2 separate regions of the Homo sapiens genome follow, and region 1 is linked to region 2. The links are chromatin loops, found by intact Hi-C in ENCODE. Cell type or tissue: Caco-2. All regions are shown on one strand. Links, peaks and the distances in the headings refer to the core of each region. The heading gives the core; the rest is flanking DNA.

Region 1 (5,343 bases), core at 262-5,261, 260 kb before region 2:
GCTTGAGCTCAGGAGTTTGAGACCAGCCTGGGCCTGGCAAAACCTTGTCTCTGCCAAAAATACAAAAATTACCTGGGTGTGATGGTGTGTGCCTGTGGACCTATACTCGGGAGGCTGAAGTGGGAGGATCACTTGAGCTCAAGAAGTCAAGGCTGCAGTGAGCCGTGATCGCGCCACTGCACTCCAGCATGGGTGACAGAGTAAGACCTTGTCTCAAAAAATAAAATAAATAATTTTTTCAATTGATCACATGTTAAAATGATGTCATTTTGATATATTAGGTTAAATCAAATATATTATTAAAATTATTTATTTTTACTGTTGTTAAATGCAGCTACTAGAAAATGTCAAGTTCCACATGTGACTGTCTGTATTTCTGTATATGATTGTCTTTAGCTCAAGGTTTCTTCATTGCATTCCTTTAGTCTCTCTCTGTCATATTTTAAGCCAATATTCTAAGGTTTTAATGAATGTTCTTCTTAAAATATATTTTAATATTTGCTGGGACTGCAAACTTCTTCCCTCTTAACTCTTACTTTTCAAGCAATCTTTTTGGAAGTCTATGTCAATTGTTCTTTCAGGTGAATTTCAAAATTATTTTTGCCAAATTCATAAAAAGTCTATTTGGACTATTCATCTGTACATCTAGAAATAGTTTTCCTTTCTCAAATGGATGTCTTTTATGACTTCCTATAGACCTTGGAGGTTTTATTTACATTCTGCACATTTTCTCAAAATCACTTCTATGTTTATAATATTTTTGATACTATTGTGAATAAGATCAATACTCAGGTGCTATTGGTTTTTCCATATTTGTCTTTTAAAGTCACTTAAGCTGCTTTGAAATAATTGTATATTTTCAATTATTGTTATCTGTGAAGAGTATTTTTCTCCTTTTACCGTATGCATTCATTTTATTTGGTTTCCTCTATAGTTACAATGTTACAATGACCAAGGCCCCCAAACCTTAATAAATAATTATGGTGGTAGTGGGCTTTGTTCCTGAAAATAATTTGCTAATATTACTTTTTGGAATATTTACTCTTAAACTTGGCAATGCTTTTTCTTGGCTTTGACTGCCTTCAAGGACAGCCATTAGAGAGGCATTTTCCCTTTCCAAGTAAAATAAGCAGTCTAGAAAACAGAATTTCCTTCTGGCCTTTTGCAACCCACCCACTATAAAAATAAAACAAAACCATTATGTTTTTGGTTTTGAAGCATATTTTCGTAGGGTGACATGCCAGATTACAAACAATCCATAACGCTTTGCAAAAATGTCAGTGGATAGAAGAGCAGTTAGGTCTTCTTTTCTCTGGAATCAAGCTCAAGAAATGTGAGTTAGGGTCAAGCTTTGTGTTAGGGTTAGATTCAGAGGTAGGGTTAAGCCTAGAAAAACCTGGTTTCAAAGTATTCTTGTATTGCATGTCAGTTTTAAAACTCTCTTGAAAACAAAACCACAAACACACTTTTAAATAACTTGAATTAAAGATGAAGTTAAATTGACATTACAAATGCCTTAGAAATGAAGGATGATGAGAGACGTATACATCCAAGTCCGTTAGATGGAGATTCAGAGAAAAACATGGCCTTAAATTCATGTATTAGAAATTACTAACAAATGGAAAATAAATGAACTAAGCTACCAAAAAAATTAAATAAAATCCCTGTAACAAATGTTTTACATTACTAAGTCCTCAAAACATCATTTAGAGGTGTCTTATGTTTTGCATTAACAGATAAAGAAGCTACTAGGATACTTTTTAGAGAAAATGACAGGCTTAGAATTTTCATAGGATAAGCTACAGGAGCAAGCAGGTATCTCTAGCTCTTACACAAAGACAAAAGATGGAAATACTGTTGAGTTTGCCGTTAGCCAGGACTAACGTGACTCCTGGCTCCTCTAGACAGAGGGACTGCTGACCCTGCACATGCAGGGCTGGGGGTAGCTGGATACTGTCCCATTCCTGAGCCTTGGGGAAGTGCATCCTGGTTATGTCTGGAGCTGAAGCAGACAAAACTGGGTGATGAGAAGCATCTTCCTTGTTCTTCAAGGCTTTGTCTGATGAAGATCCAGTGTGGAATCTTTGGCTTAGTCTGGGATTTCTGGGCTGTGAAAGTTCTGGATATGTCTCCGTCCTGAGAAGCATGCTCAGCGTGGCTTGTCATAGACACCGTACACTCTGAAACTGACAAGACATTTTCAGATGCAGCCTCCCTTAAGGGAGTGTCCCTGGGACGGCATTCTGTTCCATAAAATAGTGACCCTATTCCTTGGCTAACGGTCTCTAGGAATTGATATAGTGGAAGGGACATCTTGGTAGGGACCGATTCCAGGAAGATTCTTCTTCTCCCAGCACTCTGCATCATTCTTGCCATTCCTTAAACTGCCCTCCAAGATCCAGCCCCCACCCCAAGTGGATCTCTGTTTTTTACATAGTAGCTCCAGCAGGGCCAAGATGCAGCCCCTCAGGGACTGGTGGATGGATGCATGGGAGCTCTGTGAATGGGGATCTGGGCATGTGAAATGCTGAAATTGAGTTAGGAGAGATTGGTTTGCTGGAGATAATGGCTGTGAAAGGAAAAGGGAGGAGGAAGGATGGAATGGGAGGGGCCATCACACAGTGGTGGACCTGACAGAGCCTCCACCTCCCCAACAGTAAGCTTGGAGTGAAGCTTCCTTGTTCAAAGACTCCCGTGTCAGGTGGAGGTGGCCAGGAAGTCTTGCTCAGTCACCAACTGAAGCCACCCCAAGAATAATATGATCTTAGCTTCAAAGCTGAGGGTGATTTATGAGCTGTCATCTTCATTTGGAGGCTGTTGGCTAACCACACTCCTCACAGCGTGAAGGGGAATCTGAGCTCCCCACACATCTCTGTGCCTGCCACACCCAGTGTGGACTATTGATTACCTCTCTGTAGTCTTGTCAGACACAGATAATATCTTGCTTCTACTGTCGTCAAGCCAAGCTAATCCACAGTTCTAGTAGGAAGATTCCTAACCTCTTAGCACGTTATCTATACTGGGATCCGGTTCCATTTTGAAACAAGAAACCCTATCACTTGCCCCTTTTTGACTCACCACTTAGTGGGGTGATGCTGTGGGAAGACCCCTCTTTCTGACCTCTGGGGCATCCCAGCTGTGTGGGGCCCTCAAGCAGGGTAGAAGCTGTTTCACGGAAGTCTGGGTTTCCTCACCCATTGGGAGTTAAGATTTAATTATCTTTAGAGTAAACCTCCTTCCACCACACTAGGCTGAGAAGAAGTGATAATGTGTTATCTCTTCTGCTAAGCCCTTTTTAAACACGGGCATCATTCAGCTGATCCGAGACAAGATAAAAGAGGGACACTTTGAAAATGGTAATGAATCCAAACAAGAATTCTTGGATGAATCATTTCTGCTCTGGTTTGTATTAGCTACGCAATTAAAGGGTTTACACAAGGGGACCCTCAAAGGGGAATTCTTTAACCACATGAAAGGCGGAAAGGTCGACTCCTAAGAGAAGGCATTCCTGAGCTTTTCTTGACTATTTTTCCCAGACCTTGGAAAAGGCCTGTGCTTTTCAAAGGAGAGGTCACTTGGAGGGAAGACAATCAGAGGCAGGCTGCAGGGGACAGTCCTTCCCAAAGCAAACGGCTTCCTCCTTTTCCCAGTCCTTGAAGCTCAAATCTGCCTTTTGCAGAGCAGAGGGAACGGGGAGCCAGATGGTCGTTCTGAGAGGACTACAGTGAGAAAGGATGACCCAGGGTGTTACTGGTGGTGAATCCACATGGTCTGGAGCAACATCAATTCTTGCCTCCTCAGAATAAAGAATTTGACTAAAGGGGCATAAGGCAGAAGGAGAGACTGAGGCAAGTTTTAGAGCAGGAGTGAAAGTTTATTAGAAAGCTTTAGAGCAGGAAGGAAAGGGAGGAAAGTACTCTTGGAAGAGGGCCAAGCAGGTGACTTGAGAGATCAAGTGCACTGTTGATCTTTGACGGGGTTTTATACGTTGGCATGCTTCTGGGGTCTTGCATCCCTTCTCCCCTGATTCTTCCCTTGGGGTGGGCTGTCTGCATGCACAGTGGCCTGCCAGCACTTGGGAGGGAGCATGCACAGTGTGTTCACTGGAGTTGTGCGCATGCTCACTTGAGACGCTCTTCCCTTACCAGTCAAATGTCCCCGGAAGGTCATAGACCAGTTAACTCCACCATTTTGCCTCTTAAGGCGCATGGTTGAGCCCACTCGCCCAACTCTTGAGATATTATCAAGAAGCTGCTGATCACCAGTTTCCGGTGTTTTCATCTGTTAGGAGACTGTCTTTCTCTGGCATTGGCTGTGATAAATTATTATTTTAGAGAGACAGCATAACAACTGCCTGTCCATCACCTGAAGGTTGCCTGACATTCCTGGTGTGTGTGTGGAGGGCAGCCGTCTCCCGCCCTGCTCATGCCTAACTCCCCACTGGAACAGGGAAACTCCCCAGGTCTCCCTGTCCTCTGGGACCAGGTAAGACTGCCAATTCCGAACATGGTGGCAGGAGCTTGCTTACTCCATCCAGGTTCTAGGCACAGCCTCAGAAGAAGGAGGGAAAGATGTCCCCCACCACCCAAGCTGGGGGCACTCCAAGACAGTCCTTCTGCACCCCAGCCCTGCAGCTAAGCTCCTGTACCTGCTGCTTCCACCTCTAAGATGTTCTCATCTCACATGGACCCTGAGGGGTTGGGGTAGGACCAAGGAGAGGAGAAAGCTCCAGAGCCCCTCAAGGTCAAGTCTACCCTTTTCATGTTTCTCCTCCAGGATTTCATACAGTGCCCAGCACAAAGTAGATGTCCAGTGTGTATATCTTAAAAGGACCCTTAGAAGGTTCTCGGAGAAAAAAAAGGTCCTTTTGTGATCTTCCTTTTCTTAAGGTGACAAACTCCAAATTCATGCTGTAAAAAGCCTGAAATCAAACAACCATGTCTCCTTTTTCCTTTGCATACTTAAGAGGTGAAATGAACTGCAGGGTGGCCTCCCAGGACCTGCCATCCCAACCTCCTTGTGTCAATTCAGCAGCTGTGGAGTTTTGGGAAGAGCAACTCCATCCCCAATTCCTTGACTGGACAAGCCTATTCCCAGTACAGTGGATAGGGCAGGTCAATTAGGCCTTGGCTAATCAGAGCCTGCCTTTCTCTGGGATATGGGGTTGGTTCAGGAGTGTTCCAATTGACTCAAATCTTATGGAGGTGAATGAGGACACGTGTAGACTTGGTGACTGCTGCCATCTTCCAATCGTGGATGTCGGAGGTGGCAAGTACAGAGAGATGGGCAGGGCTGAGAAAATGGCAAAGAAATAGAGACAGAGTTAAGATCAAATATTGCCTA
Region 2 (5,343 bases), core at 66-5,065:
GCTGCAGAAGAGCAGAGAGGAGCAGGAGGATGAGATTCTTCTCATTGGAGGAGACAGAACAAAACAAGTTTTCTCCTTCCACCTAATCCCACCTCCCCAGGTCTTTCCATGGACCTCTGCAGTTCTGGATCATCTGCAACCTGGGCACTTGCAGGACCCCTGGGCAGTGGAACTGGATTTCTTGAGTCCCTTCCATCAGCACTTCTCCTTTGGGACTATTTTCATTTTTAGGAACTCCCCTTTCCTCTTTCCTTGCCTCAATTGAGAATCTCATGTTAGGATTACCAAAGCCTACATTCCTTTGCCCTTTTAGAAATCTGCCGTTTTTCAACTCCTAAGAATCTCGCCAGAAAAGACCCCTGTGGATGGCTCAGAGGTAAGGCACTATTAGCCAGGAACATCCATGCTGGGCTAATCCCTGGGGGAGCCTGAGCCACTGGCTCAGATGACGATGTCCTCAGACTTCGGGGACATCAAGCATCCAGGGCAAATATGGGGAGGGGAGCCACCAGCCTGCAGGCAGACACAAGGGCACTGAACACCACCCAAGTCAGCACTTCTTGTGTCACAGGCCCACCCAATGCCACTGCCACCCTCGGAGCCCCTACTGATGGGTTGGTCCATGTGAGGGGGCTGCATCCACCTCTTCCCTCAGCCCTGCCTTCCTGCCAGCTCTGTTCCCTCTTCTGACCTCTTTCCCGCCTGCCATTTTGCAACCTTCTGGAGATTTTTATCCAATGTCTGCAGTGCTGCAGATCCCCTCCCCAGCTAGAAGCATCCCAATGGTGGAATTGCAGGCACCCAGAGGGGACATCCCTGTGTGTGAGGGACAGAGGCCCCTCCTGCAACGTCCGAGTCACACCGGTCACTCCAGTCAAAACTCTCTTGTGCCACCGGCCAGAGTAGGTCATGTTGGCCCACGGCTGATTCAGGCAAGGCTGCTGCAGCCATCTCAGAAGCCAAGTCCATTGACCTTGACCTAGGAGCAAATCTCAGAGTAAAGCTCTCTTTTCTACAAAGTCAGGATGAGAAAAGGGAGGAAGATCCCCTTTGGCCTGGCAGGCTCCTCATAGTGGAGATCGGCTGGGTCAATGTCCCCACAGAGGGCTGAGGGGCCCAGCCCCCACCCAGGAAGCTGCAGTAGCCCCTGGGAAAGGGCTGGGCAGTGGCCTTAGGTGTGGAGACCACACACTTCAGGGGCTGGGGACATTTATGAACTGGAATCAATGAGATTAACTTCAGGGAATGAGGGAGACAGAGGGCGGCTCCTGACCCAGGTGAGTGAGGCAGGTGAGTTGGTGGCAGCTTTGTCCTTAGTAAAGCCAGGGACAGTTATGGGAGGGGAGCCTGCTGAATGCTCAGCACCGGGCCAGGTGCCCCCGCATCTGAAGGGAAGCTAACACATTCTGTTTCCACATCCTAGGCAGGAACTCCCTACTGGGCAGCCAAGGAGCTCTGCACAGCAGCTATACCTATACAGGGAGATGGGGGCTTGGAGGTCATTCTGTCTTGCGCTGAGAGCTGACTCATCAGAGAGGATAACCATTCCCCACAGGGGAGACTGTCGAGGAAGAGAGAACAAGCAGACGTGGGTCATGACTCCAGAAAACCTCCACACTGAGGGCTGCAGACAAGGAGAGCTGTCGTCTGTCTGTCTCCTCAAGAACGGATTTCCAGGCTTCTTTGTTCTCCATGCCAACTGCCCCCAAGCAGGAGCTCAGTGACGGTGTGATGAATGAATGAATGAATTTGAGGGGCCTACAAGTAGCTAGCTACCCTTCAACTTTGGGCAGGCAGCTCCAACTCCCTGACTTTTTGTTTGCTTGTCTATAAAATGCAAAGAATCCCACAGGATATAAGAAAGTGATATGTCGCAGATGAGAAGCTGACTCAGTGAGGGTGTCCTGCCTGCTGGTCACCTTTCCTTCCCGGGCCACACTTTCCTCTGCTGTAAACAGAGGCTATGGGACTCTTTGTTGAGGTCTCTTCCCGATGGGATTTCAGGACTCTAAATGCACAAAGGAATCCACAGAGTGGGTGGGATGCCTGGGCAGTGGGAGGGGACAGAGACCAGGAGGGCAGGAGCTGTACCTCTTTTCCATGAATGCAGTCAGGGTGGTGGGATTCCTGTGTCTCAGCTCAAATCCAAGATAAGAGAAAGCATTCCTCCTTTCCAATCACTGTCATGACTGACAGGTCCTGTAAATCTCCCTCTGCCCAGGTGGAATGCAGACTGTAGACGCAAGGCATTCCCCAACACCCACCGCCCTTCAAAACTGACAAGGCTTTCCCCTGCTAATTGAGTCCCATTGGGCAACGCTTCAGCCCTGAAACCCCTTTTCTTCTGAGAGACGCTGGAGAAAGCAATGTCAATGAGGCAAACATGCAGTGTGGTTAACTGAAATCCGCAAGTTTATTTTATGCAATCTAAAGCTAAAAATGTAGAATTGAGATTCCCCGCATCCTGTAGGTAGATCTTATAACCATTTACAGATGAGTGGATTCAAAATTTCAAGGAAAATGTAAGGTCTGTTGTTTCCAGCCATACAGCCAATAAAGGAGGCAGAACACTCCCTTAAAACGTGAACTATAAAAGACAAACAAATAATTCCCTAAGAGTTAGACTATAATATTTACACATGAGGGGCAGGCCTGAGGTGTGTGCAAACTTCACTTTCCAGAAAGTCAGGGCTCCCTCGCCCACACAGCTCTGCCGTCCTTCTCTCTAAGGACAGGATGCACAGGGGAGATGCAGGTGACTTCCCTGAGGAGCCCAGGACACAGGGTCCCAGGGAAAGTGAGTGGCAGGATCTGGGGAGACGGTGTACCATGCACAGGCATGATGGGGCCAATATCAGTTGCAAGTTCACCACGGACATGGATGCGTTGGGCTGCCCTGGCCTAGTGACATGAAATACAGCAGAAATGTCACAGACAAGGGCCTGAGGCTCATGTTGACCATCGGCCCGACTGCAGTGTCCCAGCCTAGCACTTGTAAGTTCATGGCTTTAGGCTTTGTCTTTTTTTTTTTTTTTTAATGGAGTCTTGCTTTGTTGCCCAGGCTAAAGTGCAACGGCACGATCTTGGCTCACTGCAACCTCAGCCTCCCAGGTTCAAGCAACTCTCCTGCCTCAGTCTCCTGAGTAGCTGGAATTACAGGCACCTGCCACCTCGCCCAGCTAATTCTTTGTAATTTTTTTTAGTAGAGACGGGGTTTCACTATGTTGGCCAGGCTGGTCTCCAACTCCTGACCTCAAGTGATCCGCCCGCCTCGGCCTCCCAAAGTGCCGGGATTACAGGCGTGAGCCACTGAGCCCAGCCAGACTTGGTGTTTATCTAGGTATCATCTTCCTAATATACGTTCAGTTGGAACAGCCTTCCATCAATATTAGTTTAAAAAAAAAAAAACCCTGCATAATTAACCCTTTCATAAGCATCTTCTAAATTCCAATTGGCCTCACCTCTGGGAAGTGAATGTGTGGCCAGGCTGTCCGCAAGCCCTCACTGTGGCCCTGGCAAGCACCTCCTCTTTATTTGGTGCCATTTCTGAGAGACTGAGGGTATTTTGCTGCCAGTGATACCCAGAGCTCCACTATACCAGGTCATCTTCCTTTTTTTTTTTTTTTTTTTTTACCAGCTTTGCTTGTTACAGCACAGGTCATACATTCTAGGAACAGTCTGCAGCTGAAAGCCATCTCTGAAATTCTCTCCCTGAGCCTGACCTGGTACACAGGAGGACACCACAGCCAGGACAGGACCTGCTCAGGCTCTCCAGTGGTAGACACGAAACAGCTGCATCCCAGGGTCAAGGGCCCGAGGGCCCATGCTTGCCCCGGGTGGGAGAAAACATGACGAGCCTGTGGCAGTGAGAAGGAGGCCACACACAGGTCGGGGCATGTTCTGCTCTGGGGTTGAGTCAGAAGTGCAGAACCCCAGGGCCCAGACGTGGAATCTGTGGTAGAAATGGATCCCCCTGGGGGCCTTTCAAGCAGCCTGCCCCATGGGGGTGAACCCTCTGGCAGGAGCTGAGCAGGATCAGGAGATGGCCAAGGGGAGGCAGTGCCCACAGCCAAGGAGCCACAGGGGAGAAAGATAAGGGAGACTGTATTCATTTCCTGTCACTCCTGCAACAATGACCTCAGACAAAGTGGCTTAAAACAATGCTCATGTATTACCCGGTGGTTCTGGGGTTCAGAAGCCTGGAATGGGCCTCAATGGGATAAAGCAAATGTGCTGGCTGGGCTGGTTCCCTCTGGAGGCTCTGGGGGAGAATCTATTTCTTTGCCTTGTCCAGCTTCCAGAAGCCACTTGTGTTCCCTGGTCCGTGGCGCCTTCCTCCATCTTCAAAGCCGGCTACAGTGGCCAAGACCTTCTCACCTGCCTCTCCTTGGTCGCTGTTCCATTATAAGAACACTGGGGATTACATCAGGCCCACCCAGATAGTCTGGGGTAGTCTTCCTATTAAAAAGTCAGCTGTCTCAGCACTTTGGGAGGCTGAGGCGGATGGGTCATGAGGTCAGGAGATCGAGACCATCCTGGCCAACACGGTGAAACCCCTCTCTACTAAAATTTAAAAAATTAGCCGGGCGTGGTGGCGGGCGCTTGTAGTCCCAGCTACTCGAGAGGCTGAGGCAGGGGAATCGTTTGAACCCGAGAGGTGGAGATCACAATGAGCCGAGATTGCGCCACTGCACTCCAGCCTGGGCAACAGAGAAAGACTCCCTCTCAAAAAAAAAAAAAAAAAAAAAAAAAAGTCAGCTGATTGACACCCTTAGTTCCACTGCCTGCTTGGTTCCCTCTGCCATGTAACCTCCCATACACAGGTTCCCAGGATTAGATGCAAACCTCTCTCACACCACAGGGAGCCCCTGAGGACATAAAAAATCAGCCTTAGGGGAGAACTTCAGCTGAGACATCTGCCGGGACCAAAGAGCACAAACCATCTACAACTGAACCATCAAGCAAGAACCTCCACCCCACCTAGGAGAGGAGAGCCAGCCCAGAGGCAGCCATGCCAGGGCCAGCAGGGGACAGGAAGAGACTGGAGGTGAAGGTCAATTTAGAGTTGTGACTTTTAGGTGGACAGTTTTGTTTTTGTTTTTCCTTTACAGAATGGAGACCATGAATTCAAAGTGAACGTAGGATGTTAAATCATTTCAATGAGAGCAGAGAAGTCAGGAGGAAGGCCCGGGCCAAGAGAAAAACCTAGCCCACTGGTTGAGGACGCAGTAGAGGAGATGAAGTGTCTTCTGTGGTTATGTCGTGGCTACATCTCCGTGCAGATCGTCCTCTCTGCTCCATCTCCCTTTCCTCCAACTGTTCAGGACACCATTTCCAGGCCTG

The links. Peaks named below come from ENCODE experiments on the same cell type or tissue, not always from the same donor. Only the 100,000 strongest peaks of a DNase experiment are listed, where the experiment ranks them.
Region 1: it touches region 2 in a loop (4-fold over the local background); 1 of 110 quality-filtered maps calls a loop at or near these places.

Annotation. Positions count from the first base shown.
Region 1 is chr2:236,954,018-236,959,360 of GRCh38, reverse strand. The region is part of intron 1 of COPS8-DT (COPS8 divergent transcript); the gene reads left to right. Among named protein-coding and RNA genes, the nearest start is that of COPS8-DT, 130 kb to the left of the region's middle. In Caco-2, for the core only: no CTCF peak of the experiment used is centred there; DNase peaks (open chromatin) are centred at 2,850, 3,140 and 3,550.
Region 2 is chr2:236,690,579-236,695,921 of GRCh38, reverse strand. No RefSeq gene overlaps it. Among named protein-coding and RNA genes, the nearest start is that of ACKR3, 120 kb to the right of the region's middle. RefSeq lists enhancers at 3,388-3,888, 3,889-4,389. In Caco-2, for the core only: no CTCF peak of the experiment used is centred there; DNase peaks (open chromatin) are centred at 2,161 and 3,901.